2 separate regions of the Homo sapiens genome follow, and region 2 is linked to region 1. A link is a loop called in an ENCODE intact Hi-C map of the cell type or tissue named here. Cell type or tissue: IMR-90. All regions are shown on one strand. Each heading gives the region's core, and the rest is flanking DNA. Links, peaks and the distances in the headings are about the cores only.

Region 1 (8,038 bases), core at 1,893-6,892:
AGATCTTCCTCCATCCTTTTATTTTGAGCCTATGTGTGTCTCTGCACGTGAGATGGGTTTCCTGAATACAGCACACTGATGGGTCTTGACTCTTTATCCAATTTGCCAGTCTGTGTCTTGTAATTGGAGCATTTAGTCCATTTACATTTAAAGTTAATATTGTTATGTGTGAATTTGAACCTGTCATGATGATGTTAGCTGGTTATTTTGCCCATTAATTGATGCAGTTTCTTCATAGCATCGATGGTCTTTACATTTTGGCATGATTTTGCAGTGGCTGGTACTGGTTGTTCCTTTCCATGTTTAGTGCTTCCTTCAGGAGCTCTTTTAGGGCAGGCCTGGTGGTGACAAAATCTCTCAACATTTGCTTGTCTGTAAAGGATTTTATTTCTCCTTCACTTATGAAGCTTAGTTTGGCTGGATATGAAATTCTGGGTTGAAAATTCTTTTCTTTAAGAATATTGAATATTGGCCCCCACTCTCTTCTGGCTTGTAGAGTTTCTGCCGAGAGATCCGCTGTTAGTCTGATGGGCTTCCCTTTGTGGGTAACCCGACCTTTCTCTCTGGCTGCCCTTAACATTTTTTCCTTCATTTCAACTTTGGTGAATCTGACAATTATGTGTCTTGGAGTTGCTCTTCTCGAGGAGTATCTTTGTGGCGTTCTCTGTATTTCCTGAATCTGAATGTTGGCCTACCTTGCTAGATTGGGGAAGTTCTCCTGGATAATATCCTGCAGAGTGTTTTCCAACTTGGTTCCATTCTCCCCATCACTTTCAGGTACACCAATCAGACGTAGATTTGGTCTTTTCACATAGTCCCATATTTCTTGGAGGCTTTGTTCGTTTCTTTTTATTATTTTTTCTCTAAACTTCCCTTCTTGCTTCATTTCATTCATTTCATCTTCCATCGCTGATACCCTTTCTTCCAGTTGATCACATCGGCTCCTGAGGCTTCTGCATTCTTCACGTAGTTCTCGAGCCTTGGCTTTCAGCTCCATCAGCTCCTTTAAGCACTTCTCTGTATTGGTTATTCTAGTTATACATTCGTCTAAATTTTTTTCAGTTTTTAACTTCTTTGCCTTTGGTTTGAATTTCCTCCTGTAGCTCGTAGTTTGATCGTCTGAAGCCTTCTTCTCTCAACTCGTCAAAGTCATTCTCCGTCCAGCTTTGTTCCATTGCTGGTGAGGAACTGCGATCCTTTGGAGGAGGAGAGGTGCTCTGCTTTTTAGAGTTTCCAGTTTTTCTGCTCTGTTTTTTCCCCATCTTTTTGGTTTTATCTACTTTTGGTCTTTGATGATGGTGATCTCCAGATGCGTTTTTGGTGTGGATGTCCTTTCTGTTTGTTAGTTTTCCTTCTAACGACAGGACCCTCAGCTGCAGGTCTGTTGGAGTTTGCTAGAGGTCCACTCCAGACCCTGTTTGCCTGGGTATCAGCAGCGGTGTCTGCAGAACAGTGGTTTTTTGTGAACCGCGAATGCTGCTCTCTGATCGTTCTTCTGGAAGTTTTGTCTCAGAGGAGTACCCGGCCGTGTGAGGTGTCAGTCTGCCCCTGCTGGGGGGGTGCTTCCCAGTTAGGCTGCTCAGGGGGTCAGGGGTCAGGGACCCACTTGAGGAGGCAGTCTGCCCGTTCTCAGATCTCCAGCTGCGTGCTGGGAGAACCGCTGCTCTCTTCAAAGCTCCGATGGAAATGCAGAAATCACCCGTCTTCTGCGTCGCTCACACTGGGAGCTGTAGACCGGAGCTGTTACTATTCGGCCATCTTCCAATTATTTTCTTTTAAAGGTCGTCTGAGTGTTACTCGAGTGTGCACACACTGGAATAACGAATGGTGTGGAGCATGGGATAATTCAAAACAGGCTTTCTTGTGCTCCATCCCCAGTCACCCACTCAGGAAGGGCTGAACGTTCCTGGCTGCCACAAGGGTCAGGGAGGCCATGAAGGTAGCAAATAGCTAGTCAGGACCTGTCCAGGCCATTCGTGGTGGTCACCAGGCCTCCTCCATGCACAGGCCCTGACAGGATGGTCCAGCCAGGATTCAGGAATGTTCAGTTCATTTATGCTGGTGGTGAGCACACCGTCAGGGAACAGCAGGCAGGGCTGTGTCCAAAAAAGTTTTCTGGCTCTCAGGTTCCAGGCATACACTCACTCACTCTTTCTTTCTTTCACTCTTCCTTCCTTCCTTCCTTCTCTCCTTCCTTCCCTCTTTCCCTCCCTCCATCCCTTCCCTCCCTTTCTTCCCTGCCTCCCTTCCTCCCTCCCTTCCTTCCTTTTTTTGTTAGAGACAGAGTCTCGCTCCGTTGCCCAGGCTGGAGTGCAGCGGCACAATCTTGGCTCACTGCAACCTCTGCCTCCCAGATTCAAGCAATTCTGCCTCAGCCTCCTGAGTAACTGGGACTACAGGCATGCACCACCACACTCAGCTACTTTTTTGTATTTTAGTAGAGATGGGGTTTCACCATGTTTCCCAGGCTGGTCTCAAACTCCTGAGCTCAGGCAATCCACCCATCTCAGCCTCCAAAAGTGCTAAGACTATAGGTATGAGCCACTGTGCCCAGCCTCCCTCCCTCCCTTTTTTTTTTTTTTTTTTTTTTTTTGACAGGGCCTCGCTCTGTCACCCAGGCTGTAGTACAGTCACAGCTCACTGCAGCCTTGACCTCCCAGGTTCAAGCAATACTCCTGCCTCAGCCTCCCAAGTAGCTGAGACTACAGGTGTGCACCACCACATCAGGCTAACTAGTATTTTTTTTGTAGAGACAGGGTCTCACTTTGTTGCCCAGGGTGGTCTCAAACTCCTGAGCTCAAGCAATCACCTGCCTCAGCCTCCAAAAGTGCTGGGATTACAGGCATGAACCACCATGCCGAGCCATGCACTCTTTTTTTTTTTTTTTTTTTTTTTTTCGAGATGGAGTTTTGCTCTTGTCACCCAGGCTGGAGTGCAGAGGTGTGATCTTGTCTCACTGCAACCTCCACCTCCCGGGTTCAAGTGATTCTCCCACTTCAGCCTTCCATGTAGCTGGAATTACAGGCGCCCGCCACCCACGCTCAGCTAATTTTTGTATTTTTAGTAGAGATGGGGTTTTGCCATGTTGGCCAGGGTGGTCTCGAACTCCTGACCTCAGGTGATCTGCCAACCCTGGCCTCCCAAAGTGCTGGGATAACAGGCATGAGCCACCGTGCCCGGCCATGCACTCTTGATCATCACTCACGCTCTCTGCCAGGTGACCCCAGTCATCACCTCTGTACCACCTCCTCCAAGTACCTTTCCAGCTCCCCTGACTGGCAGGGCCATGAGAAGTCAACACCCCTCACTCCTCCATGTCACCCTGCCTCCATTCCTAGTGTCTGCTGCTTAAGACACATCCTTCCTGCCGGAGCCAAGTTTGCCTAATCCCGGTGCTTTCATACTTTCTTTACCTACCAGCAAAGTGTAACATGACAGAGGTTCCTAGCCAAGCACATGCACAGAATCTCATCTTTCTCTGGCGACACCCTTGTCCATAGTAGGTTTGCCAGGATTCACCTGACACTTGCTCCCAGGACTGACTCAGTAAATGCCCTTCCTGCTCACTGATCTCCAAATCCTGGGAATCTGGGCCTTGAGGCAATCACTTCTAGAATACAGGAAACCAAATTCTAGACAAAGCATCTGTCTCCAGCCATTTTCCAATCATCTCAACAGTTCCTGGCCAGGTGCAGTGGCTCATACCTGTAATCCCAGCACTTTGGGAAGCCGCGGCGGGCAGATCATGAGGTCAGGAGATCGAGACCATCCTGGCCAACACGGTGTAACCCTGTCTCTACTAAAAATACAAAAAAATAGCCAGGCGTGGTGGCAGGCGCCTGTAATCCCAGCTACTTGAGAGGCTGAGGCAGGAGAATTGCTTGAACCCGGGAGGTGGAGGTTACAGTGAGCAGAGATTGCACCATTGCACTCCAGCCTGGGCGACAGAGAGAGACTCTGTCTCAAAAAAAAAAAAAAAATCTCAACAGTTCCTATGGGAACATGGAAAACCCTCTGTAGGGGACACCGTATATTTTAATGCCAAGTACGTGATTCAGTAAAATAAATCCAGCATCCACTCCACTCAACATCTGTTTTCTGGGTGTTTGCGATATGTCAGGAGCTCTGACGCACATGAGCCAGTGTATCAGGACACAATGGGGTGATACTCCCAGGGGGCGGGGATGCCACCTCTGCGTCAGATAGTCTCCTGACTGTCGCTCAGCCCCTCTTTGGTGCTTTGATTTAAAAAAAAAAGTTGTGCATGAAACGCTATAGGGAACCGCTGGGGTTCTTTAGTAAGAGCTTAAATCCTCTGCCTGAAGATGCAAGTGCGTATTGGTGAAGTGTTTACTTTGCTACAATTCCAAAGAAGAAATTCTCAAGTCTCTTAGGCTACAAATTGGGGGATGGAACAGTGCAGAGCAGGCCAAACTTTTCTCATGGAGTAACACCTCCATCTTGTGGCCTTTCAGGGTATTCCAAGTGGATCCAACTACCTGCTATTTTGTGATTCTGGGTACAATAAATCAGATCTGAGAGAACTTGAGAGGTCCTCTGATTCGGTCCTCTGCCTTCACCCAGACGTGAAGCTCCACTATTAGCTCCATGATTTCCTCATAGTAACAGTCCAGAGAGGTGAAGAGACTTGGCCGAGCCCACCCAGCTAATACGCACGGTCTCATACCTGAGGCTCAATGCTACCCACTTGTCACTCTTTAGGAAGAGAAAAAAACTTCTTCAAACAAAATTTGACCAACTATGAAACAGATGAAAGCAGAGAGAGTCCCGGTAGAGACTGCAGAAGGACCCACCCTTCCCAGCACCTTCAGTCATCACGCCCTGGAAACCACTGTCTTGTGCCAGGGGGATGCTGCTTCTCTGGGTAATGGAACATCATTGTGGCAGCCTGGAAAGCCCCCTAGGACAATAGCATTCCCTTCCGAGTAGCTTATTGCTTCAATCAGTTTAGGTCCTGGCCAGGTAAATGCCTTTTATTAAAACACATTTTACACCTCTCATGGCAGAATAAACGGCCTCATAGGATAAGGGTGTGTGGCCCCGCGACTGCTGATGAGAAGTGAAGCCAGCTGGACTTCTGGGTCAGGTGGGGACTTGGAGAACTTTTTTGTCTTACAAGAGGATTGTAAAATGCCCCAATCAGCACACTATAAAATGGACCAATCAGTACTCTGTAAAATGGACCAATCAGCACACTGTAAAATGGACCAAATCAGTGCTCAGCAAAATGGACCAATCAGCAGCACATGGGCGGGGACAAATTAGGGAATAAAAGCTGGCCACCCCAGCCAGCCCTGGTAACCAGTGGGAGTCCAGTTTGGTGCAGTGGAGTCTTTGTTCATTCGCTTTTCACAGTAAATCTTGCTGCTGCTCACTCTTTGGGTCTGTGCCACCTTTAAGAGCTTTAACACTCACCGGGAAGGTCCGCAGCTTCATTCTTGAAGCCAGCGAGACAAAGAACCCACCGGAAAGAACCAACTCCGGGCCTCCGGACACCATTGGGACCTGCAATTGCTGGGACCCGGTCCCGGGAGGATGCCCGAGAGATGCCCACAGGGCCCCGGGCAGGGCAGAAAGCCGAAGCCGCCGCAGGCTGCCAGGACTAGGGCAAGCTTACGTCCACTCAGGCGGTCAACAAATAATTATCAGACTCCTTCTACGTGTCATGCCGTTGAACAAGATCGACAAGACCCTGGTCTCACAAAGCTTCTGTGCACATTGGAGGAGCCGGGTGACTGCAAAGAAAGGGCGTAAGATTGTTTCTGATAGGGCCTGGGATGTGAGGAGCGATGATAGAGTGCGTGCTCTCAGGAGAGACCTTGGAGCTGGTCTTGAAGTGTGAGGAGGAGTCGGTTGGAGAAAGAGGGAAAGAACAGGCCGAGCCGAGCCAGAACCGGGTATAGCCAGAAGCGCGAAGGAGAGAGCCAGCACTCGAGGTCAGAGGAAGCGCAAGGTGGCACCGGCCCCTCTCGCTGCGCTTTTTGTCCTTCCAGGAGGGGGCGCTGGTCCACCGACTGGCCCGGCAGTTCCCCAGTAGCACCGGGGGTTTCCTGCCGCGCGCGTCACCTGGTTCAGTTTAGAGCCTCCAAAGCTGCAAGGCAAGGCGAAGATGGGCAGTGGAGACAGAGTAGGGTGGGGAGGGTCCAAGCTGAGGAGCCTGTAGAGCGTCTAAAGTCATCAGTGGCACCTGTTGTTTCATTGTTCGTGTAGGCAGCTTGTATGTGTATACATATTTTAAACTTATTACCTAACATTTCAATCACAAAAGCAATTAGAGATAAAAGGTCCATGACACCCATGTACCCATCACCCATATCAATAACTATCACCTTCAGTCCTCAGTTCATCTACTCCCTCTTTTCATTCATTCGTTTATTAAAAAAAAACAACAACAAAAAAAAAAACAGTCTTTAAAAGCAAATCCAAGACATTGACTCACTTCTGTAAATACTTCAGAGTATATCTCTAGCAGGATTATTTTTTAATTAAACATATCCACAATACCATTGTCATAACAAACTAATAACCCCTTAATATATTCTAATTGTATATATTGTTTTTAAATATTTTATCTTCAAAATAATTCGACTTCCACAGAAGTTTTTGTTTTGTTTTTTGTTTGTTTGTTTCTGAGACAGAGTCTTGCTCTGTTGCCCAGGCTGGAGTGCAATGGCATGATTTTGGCTCACTGCAACCTCCGCCTCCTGGGTTAAAGTGATTCTCCTGCCTCAGCCTCCCGAGTAGCTGGGACTACAGGCGCCTGCTTATAGACAAGGATAATAATGACAATGCTTATCTGATTGTGTTGTCGTGAGGATTAAATGAGTTTACACATATAAACGCTTAGAACTGTGTCTGGCACATAAAATTTCTTAATAAATATTTTCCATTATTATTACAGCTCGTATTTTTTAAAAATTAACCCGTCTCTTTTAAAAAGACAAAAAAGCTTTATTTTATCTTGATTATAATTCTAGGCCAAGCACACTGACTTACGCCCTGTAATCCCAGCACTTTGGAGACCAACGCAGAAGGATCGCTTGAGCCCAGGGGTTCGAGACCAACCTGAGCAACATAGGGAGACCCCCATCTCTACAAAAAAATTAAAAATTAGCCGGGTGTGGTGGCACACACCTGTGGTCCCACCTACTCAGGAGGTTGAGGCAGAAGGATTGCTTGGGCCCAGAAGGTCGAGGCTGCAGTGAGCCATGATCACGCCACACTGCACCCCAGCCTGGGTGACAGACCGAAATCCTGTCTCAAAAAAAAAAAAAAGAAAAGAAAAGAAAATGAAAAAAGAATGCATACTCTGAGCCTGAGAGCCAGATAACTTTTTGGACACAGCCCTGACTGCTGTTCCTCCATGGTGTCCTCACCACCAGCATAAATGAACTGGTCAGTCAGCTAGTGTACCCTGGTGTGGTTGTGCCTGTTGTTAAACGTTTAAAAATAGTTCTATACTGGTTTTCAAATAGCTTCCTGCCCCAGCCTGCCCCCAGTGTTCTGGCCCCTCCCAGGGTCTCCAGATCTGCCCATGGCCCAGCAACTAAAGGGTTTACACCTGGTGCAGCAGGTGGACGGGCGGCCTCTGCACTGGGGGCTGCAGCTGTTCCAAGCAGCGGAGGCTCAGGCCAGAGCAGCCGCTAGAGATTTAGGTCCTCCTCTTGGGTGAAGAGGGAGAGAAAATGAAAGCATGGGGAGCTTCTCATTTTCACACATAAAGACTGAATTTCTTTATAAATATTTCCTATCATTATTAGTATAGGTAATATTGATTTCAAATTAGTCTCTTTTTTTAAAATACAAAGAACTGTATTTTATCCAGGTTAGAGCTGTAATACATGTGTATTATTAAACATTCAAATGAAACAGAAATATTTGCCTGTGGGGAGAATGTCTGCGGTGGCCTCTGGTGACAGCTCTGCAACAGAACTGAGACAGCCACCTCGCATGGTGCTTGGGAGTCAAGCCAAGCTAACCTGGAGGTCTTTCCTGTCAGTCATCTCGGGTACAGAGG
Region 2 (8,038 bases), core at 1,354-6,353, 150 kb before region 1:
CTCATCTAAGACCATGACCCTACATGCCCAACCCATAGGCTCCATCCAGCAGTCTCCCTTGCTCTGTTTCTAAAATGAAAATAATCCCTTTCCAGTTTTTTAGGCTTTCCATAGCTGGTCTCCAAGACAAACCGGGAAAGACTACCAAAAGAAAGCATTTTCTTTAAGTTTTTTGTTGTTGTTGTTAATGAGAAAAGTTACAAAGATAAAAGAAATCTCTGGAAGCCTTGATCACCATTGTCCCAGAGCATTATTGAAATGCAAATAGATTGTGACAGTTTACCTGTTACAGCTCTGTCTTCAAACACCACTTGAGAATCATGTGAAAAGAAAGGGGGGTTTTGGTGGACAGTGCAAATACACAAGCCTCCCCTGTTGGTAGAGAAGTATATGTAGCTTGTGTGAAAAAGGGGATCCCATGGCCAGACTGCCAAGGGACGCGTCTCGAGGAGAAGGAGAGGCACAACATTTTACCAGCCCCTACTTCATGCCAGTTCTGAATTAGGTACCTTCATTTACACATTTCATTTAAGCCTCACAAGAGATTTGTGAATTATACTTTGATCCCTCATTTTACAGGTAACAAAACTAGGGCTCAGAAAATGATGTCACCTGCGGGTGTAATGTGCATTATTAGGAAGGCTCTTAGGTGAACATTCATGTGTCTAGAAGAAAAGACGTTTTGAACATATGGAACGTAGAAAAGAAATTTTTGTTAAATTCTTTAAATCCCAGCAAGTGCACTTCAGATTCAAAGTCCTTAGGAGTCCCCCCATCACTCAGAGCTTCTCTTTGGCTCTTCTCCACCATCTCCTAGTTTCTCCTCTCCCTTTCCTCTCTGTCCCTTTCCTCTCTCTCCAGCACTGGAAGCAAAACTAGGCTTTTCTATTTAGCCAGATCTCAGGGCTTTTTTGTTTGTTTTTTGTTTTTTTGAGACAGAGTTTCATTCTTGTTGCCCAGGCTGGAGTGCAGTGGTGTGATCTCAACTCACTGCAATCTCTGCCTCCTGGGGTCAAGCCATTCTCCTGCCTCCAGCCTCTCGAGTAGCTGGGATTACAGGTGCCCACCAACATGCCTGGCTAATTTTTGTATTTTTTTAGTAGAGATGGGGTTTCACCATGTTGGCCAGGCTGGTCTTGAACTCCTGACCTCAGGTGATCTGCCTACCTCAGCCTCCCAAATTGCTAGGATTACAGGCATGAGCCGTGCACCAGCCTGATAGCTTCTTTTGCTATGCAGAAGCTCTTAAGTGGATCCCATTTGCCAATTTTTGCTTTTGTTTTGATTGCTTTTGGCATCTTTGTCATGAAATCTTTGCCAGTTCCTATGTCCAGAATGGTGTTACATAGGTTGTCTTCCAGGGTTTTGGCAGTTTGGGGTTTTACATTTAAGTCTTTAATCCATCTTGAGTTGATTTTTTATATGGTATAAGGAAGGAGTTCAGTTTCAATCTTTGCATATGGCTAGCCAGTTATGGCAGCAACATTTATTGACTAGGGAGTTCTTTCAGTTCTGTGATAGTTCATTTGCTCTTCAACCATTTCCTGGTGAAAACAGCCAATAAGGAAGTCAGAAAAGGACTGCCAGCTGCAAGAAGTGACTTCTGACATCCAGAGGAGGGACGGCAGAGACCTTCTGGTAGTTGGAACTACTTAATATAGAGGGTGGCAATCTCTCACACCTCAGAATGTCTCTGAGTCATCTAGAGCAAGAGTCAGCAAGTTATAGCCCATGGGCCAAATCTAGCAAGTAAACCAAATCTAGCATGTGAGCCTAATCCACCTGCCGTCTGTTTGTGTAAATAAAGTTTTATTAGAACATAGCCATAAGTCATCCATGGCTGTTCTCACGCTGCAACAATCCAGCAGAGTGGCTGCAACAGAGACCATATGACTGCAATGCCTGAGGTATTTACTCTCTGGCTCTTTACAAAAGAAGCTTGCTGACCCACAATGTAGAGCAGCACCTTTCAAACCTGAATGTGCATAGGAATCACCTGAGAATGCTGTTAAACTGCAGATTCTGATTCAGTAGCCCTGGGAAGCGGTGCAAGACTTCTAAAATGCCCCAGACGATGCCTGCACTGCTGGTCCATGGACCACACTTTGAGTAACAGGGGGCCAGAGAAAATAAACTAAGGCTTATTGTAAGATTCTCCCCGGGGGCCTGAAAGCTTAAGGAGATGAATAACTCCTCCCTTCTCAGGCCCAGTCCCAAGGCACAAGGCTACTTGCACCAGCAGTGTGCTCCAGCAAAATAGCAGAAGCAGGAAGAGAGCCAGCCGGAAGACACGTACCCCTGAAAATCAAGAAAGAGGCCATCCGGGTACAACATAGCAGTAATGTCAGACTAGGACACTTCCTGTTTACAGGAGACTATAAAACTTTCGCCCTGTCCTCACTTGGGGCTGACGCCATTTTAGGCCTCAGCCCGCCTGCACCCTGGTGCTCATTAAAACAGCATGTTGCTCCACACCGCCTCCTGTTGTCTGTTGGCACGCTCTCAGGGTTCGAACCAGTACAAGAACCTTACACTTACTAGTCTTGATTTTTTTAAAAACTGAGAATTATAAAATATACTTTAGAAGGATTCCTATCCAAAAAGCTAAAATAAAAATGCATAGGGTTTTAGAGGAAAATTCTGATGAAAGAATGGGAGAGAGAGAATTATTATAACTAAATTCGATGAATGAATTAATGAGTATCAAGATCTATGCTCAGACCCTTGCTGTAAGATGGCTCCATCAAAGGCCTGCCCCCCAGTGGAGTTTCTGCCTCAAGAACACTAGTATTCTTTCAGGTTGTCAGGCCAGGAACCTTGGTCTTCCTTACTCCACCTTTGGTAGAACATCCATCTTCAGTCCAGTTGGCCATTCCTTCAGCGTGATGTTGGTGGGCCCTTGCCCTCCATTCTAATTTCATCTCTCTGGTCCAGGCCTCCATCACTTTGTGCCCATCTTAATGCAGTTGTCTGTGTGTGTCCCAGTCTCCAGTCTCTTCCATCTCCAGTCCATTGCCCGTGTTTGCCAGACATCTTCTGAAAAGAGCTCTTCAGCCTGCCATTTCCCACTCAAGAGTCTTCGGATTTAAGATCCCACACTTTCGTTGCCAGCCTTTTCTCTCATCATCTCGTCCCACTCACCCAGTCAGTCCTCTCAGCCGTCCCTGGAGATGGCCCAATGATAGCTAAGAAGCCTATATATTCCCCAATGTTGTAACTCATTTACACAGATTTTAAAGCATTTTTCTTGAACATTTTGGAAATACAAGATTTGAATATTTCACCCACCTTTTTTTTTTTGATGTTCCAAAAAAATTTTAAGAAATGAAATCATGCCTTAACAACATGGCAGAAACTTGCACATAAGAGCACAGTAAATATGCAGTCAGCCTGCATCTCTGGGTCCACCCTTCTTGTGTTTCTCAACAGTCATTGTTTTTGTTAATGTTGGATCACTGCTTCTTGTACTTAAACTAGTTGTTTAGGTAAGTACCCTCTTGCAAAGGCTTAGAGGTGCCATCTTGTGGAGAAAAATGCAAACAGGCACATTTGGCTGTGTGTTAAGGAAATGACAAAGATGCCGGCGTGAATCTCCATCATTGCCTTCTGGCCATGGGGACGGTCCCGTGAGAGCCTTCTGGGGACCTGCATTGGTAGACACAGGCCATCTGCGCTCAGGAGGCCCTGTAAATCAGGCCAGTGTGCAAGCAACCTCCATCCTGGATCAGAGTTCATCAACCCAACTCACTATTGCCTTTTTGCTGATAATCTAGCCTCCAGAACTCTGCCTTATAGGGTGTAGGCAGTGTCTCTCTGCTCCATTCTGCAAGGAACTTCCTAGTCTTGACCCCTTATCAGCCCCAAACCACAGCTTCTAACAGACCCATCCCACGTGGTTTTTTCCTGCTGCCAGCCCCTCCTGAGACACTAAAAAATTACAATAAAATCTGGCCAGACATATTATGATCTCTTTAAACACAATTCACCATACGGCTCTACACATTAAAAGTAAAGTGAAAGTCTAGAGGTTTCTAGTATTCTATACAAAAATATGGTTACCTTACTTTTATAATAGAGCAATTATCACTGTCAAAAGCTATTTCAGGCCTCTCTCCTCCTTCCCCCATTTCAATCCATGGAGGAGGAAAATTATGAAAGTAAAGCATTAGAATTTTAGAGTTTGGGATATCCCCACCCTCCAGAGAACGATGACCCTTGTTGGAATTGGGGGAGGTGGTAATTATCTTACAGAATATGATATGTTTACCTCTCGGGACTCCTTTCTTCAGATTTGTAAACATAGCTGCAGTTGATTCTTACCCAGTTTTATCCTACAAGAGCGCCAACATTTTCTTCCAGTTGAGTCCCTTGATAAGATGCTATCCTATTATGAACTAGGATGAGGTACTGAAAAGTGACAGCCATAAGCTTGATTAAAACCAGATCGCTCGTTTTACAATTGCTTTCATTTAGGAAGCCAAAATACCTTTTATGCCATGGACCATTTCTTCTCTTCAAATGAATGGCATCGTCAATTTGATCTTCATTGATTCCTGTTTCCAATTTAATTTTGTGTATATACAGCAAATTTCCCTCCCTTTAAACATGGCAGGATTCTTCATATCAGGGCTGTATCTCTTTTTAAAAGAAAAATTTTGGCACCAGAAGGGACCTTAGAGATGAGCCAGTTCGAAGAGCAGGTTGGTCCTGTAACTTTGATCTTTTGATTCTTCAACCAGCTGCTCTTTCATTCAACAAACGCTTATTAAACACCTACCAAGTCGCAGGTACTGTGCTCTTTGCAATACATAATGATACTCCTGCTGAAGCTAAGCCAAGAGGCAATCTTAAAGAACTCGAGAAGGTTTGATAGCAGTAAGGAACTATTTTTGGAAACTGGATAATTAAGTGTTCTTTGCTTATTAGCTTCTCTGACATTTACAAAGGCTGTTTGTGCACTTCTGTGGAACTACCATCATTTTAAAGCTTTCTGGGGAATCTGTCATGTGCTCCTCGGTGTCCCATGAGCTTTGGAATAAAGAGCAGTGATTCTCAACTGAGGGTGATTTTGCTCCCATGGGGAACATTTGGCAATGTCTGGAGACATTTTTGTTTGTCACACTGAGAGGGATGCTCCTGGCATCTGGTGGGTAGAAGCCAAGGATGCTGCTAAACATCCTACAATGCATAAGGCAACCCCCATAAGAAAGACCTTTCAGGACCAAAACATCAGTAGAGCTGGAGTTGAGAAGCCCTCACCTTGAGGAAGAAGAGCAGGCAGGAGGATGAGAAGCTAGGTTTCTAAACCCTGACAGTCCTTCAACCAAAGCAGTTCTGCTCTTCTCATTTTGCATAGTGGAGCTTTGGATTTCCACATGAGATTTTATTTTTGAAGTATATTTTTTTCTACTTAAAAAAGTTGAAGACTACTGTGGTAGAAGACAACTCTCTGCCTTCTGTTTTACAATTGAGTCACTTTGGAACAAATCAAGTGGGTGTATATGATACAGGATGAGGGCAGTCAGGGGTAGATTTGGAAGCATCTACCTGAGCCTTGGTTTTGGCTGCACAGGACTCGACATTTACAAACAATATTGAAGTGATTTGATTGTGTCTGACTTTCAATTTAGACCAGGGATTGGCAATTTTTTTCTGTAAAGGGCCAGATCTAAATATTTTAGGCTTTGTCGACTTTCCTGTTTGTGTTGCAACTACTTAATCTGCTGTTGCAGCACAAAAGCAGCCATAGACAATAACTAAACAAATGGGAGTGTTTGTGTTCTAATAAATCTTTATTTATAAAAACAGGTTGTGAGCCAGATTTGGCCTACTAGCTACAGTTTGCTGACCCCTGATTTAGACTGTAAATAGGAACCTTGTTTGTTTTACCTTCATGTCTCCGCTGCCTACCACTGAATTGGCACGTAGTTGAAGTTGGCTCAGGAAACATTTACTGAACTATATCGAAGGTCAGTTTTACAGGCATAAGTGTTAGAAGATTTTAATGAGAATAACAACTGGAAAAAGATCCACCCAGAATAGATTAACTGTTTCCTTATGTTGAACATTTAGGATGTTTCCAATTTTTTATTAACAATACTGTGATGAGCCCTTCATACAGAAACTGTTGGCCTGATTTCTTATTTCCTGGCATAAATTCCTAGAAGAAGAATTTACTGGATCAAACGGTCTATATTGCTAAATTGCTTTCCAGGAAGGTGGTATTGATCTACATGCCTAACAGTAATAACAGGAAGATATTTATCATATACAAAGGATTTCTTTCAACAGAATGTCATGAATAAACGTTTTGGCATCCATATGCATTTCCACGAATTAGCTCACCGTAAATATAAGTAAATTGGTGTCAGCTACTAATCATTTTAATATTCTCCCATACTGTTCTACCAGCATGATTATTAAGGCACGCTGTTTTACCTGTGGGGGTCATCTAGCCAAACAGTTGAGGTTACCCTATCTCATGTGTTTACTGAGCACACACAGACACATCTGCTTCCCATTAGGGAATCAGGACCTCCACTATCTGAATGCCTGGCACCAGCCTACCCTGCTGTGAAGGACAGAGGCCTCCTCCCTGTGAAATTCACCTCCAAATATGTCATCCAGATTGCTCATTTCCCTCAGGAAATTTCATTCAGGTTAATTTTGGCACACAATTGGGGGTAATTCTTGAGCAATTTCTCCTGTGATGGCTTGCGATGTGTAAAATTTTCCTACAACGTGTTGCAGAAATCACTGGAAAAAATACAAAGGACATCTGATGGTTATCCACTGGTCTTTGTAACAGCAAGAAATATCTATTCTGAACAGCAGTACACGATGAGCAAGAAACATAAAATAAAGGTAGATCAGAGAGTAGATGTTCTTTCTGGCCTTTTTCGACAGGTACCGTTTGAGCAGTGAGAATGTAGAAGCTGTATGAGGTGTCTTGACTTTATGGTGAACCTTGGCCGATTTTGTTTTGTTTTGTTTTTTGCACTTCAAAGTTTTCTGAATTTCACCAAATGAAGAAGAAAATATTTCTGACTAAGAAGTAGTAGAAAGTGTTACAGAAGTACGGGTGGGTCCGGGTGGTTGTATGATGATGAGATTTACTTAAAAGTGAATAGACTTCAGACAAAATAAAATACATAAAGACAAAGATGACAAAACCCAGCATTTTCTGAGAAGCCACCATATTGCAGAATTCTGCTAATTACATTCTATGTTTGCCTCATTTGATTTTCCCAACAGTCCTAAGGGGTAGCTGCTCCATCCCCATCCAGGCAGAAAAAAAATCCCAGGGCTCAGAACAGCTCATCAAAATGTCCAAAGATACAGCACTCGTCAGCAGCAGAGACAGCACAAGAACGCATATTCTCCTGCCCACCCAAAGCAGTGGTGCCTCGGAAAGAGTCTAGACATAGGTCAGCACTAAGTCGTCCCTATCAGCGACCAATTGATCAGCCTCCTGATACACAAACCAGAATTCAAGCCAGATTCGTTTCTGAACACTGTCCTTGGGAAGAAGATCTGGATGGTGGTGGAAATGTTTTCAGCACCTACCTCAAAGAGAAGTGACCAATCCAGCATCACACAACAAGCCAGGGACTGGGCCAGGACTGCACCCCAGGTTTTCTGGTTTGCAGCCCAACATTCTTTCCATTATTCCAAACTGTTTTTCCTGATAAATGACATCAGCTAGTGATTATACCTAATGATTATACAGCTGTGTTTTGGAGGAGACTATCGGCTGCTTTAAAGAAAGTCATAGCACGTAATCTATACATGTGATAATAGTTCATGAAACATCAAAAAAAGTGCATCTAAAAGATAACAAATACAAACAAGGCCTATTCTTAAGTTAATAGTAGTATACTGCTGTCAATGGCATACATGGTTTTGACAAAGTGCTTTGGTTATGTAAGATATTATCGTTAGGGAAAGCTGGGTGAAAGACCACCGAAACTCTCTGCGCTCATTTTAAACTTCTTATGAGTCTTACACTATTTCAAAATAAAACATTATAACAATAAGA

Evidence for each region. Hi-C counts contacts between places; a loop is a spot of excess contacts. Peaks named below come from ENCODE experiments on the same cell type or tissue, not always from the same donor. Only the 100,000 strongest peaks of a DNase experiment are listed, where the experiment ranks them.
Region 2: a loop joins it to region 1, with 10 times the contacts of the local background. A loop is called at or near these places in 7 of 110 quality-filtered maps.

The regions. Positions count from the first base shown.
Region 1 is chr15:71,796,880-71,804,917 of GRCh38, forward strand. No RefSeq gene overlaps it. Among named protein-coding and RNA genes, the nearest start is that of NR2E3, 9.7 kb to the right of the region's middle. RefSeq lists a silencer at 5,871-6,165 and an enhancer at 7,886-7,955. In IMR-90, for the core only: CTCF peaks have their summits at 4,460 (motif pointing left) and 6,023 (motif pointing right); DNase peaks (open chromatin) are centred at 4,132 and 4,262; H3K27ac peaks cover 165 bases.
Region 2 is chr15:71,648,359-71,656,396 of GRCh38, forward strand. The region is part of intron 7 of THSD4 (thrombospondin type 1 domain containing 4); the gene reads left to right. Among named protein-coding and RNA genes, the nearest start is that of THSD4-AS2, 39 kb to the right of the region's middle. RefSeq lists an enhancer at 7,183-8,038. In IMR-90, for the core only: a CTCF peak has its summit at 3,522 (motif pointing left); a DNase peak (open chromatin) is centred at 3,473.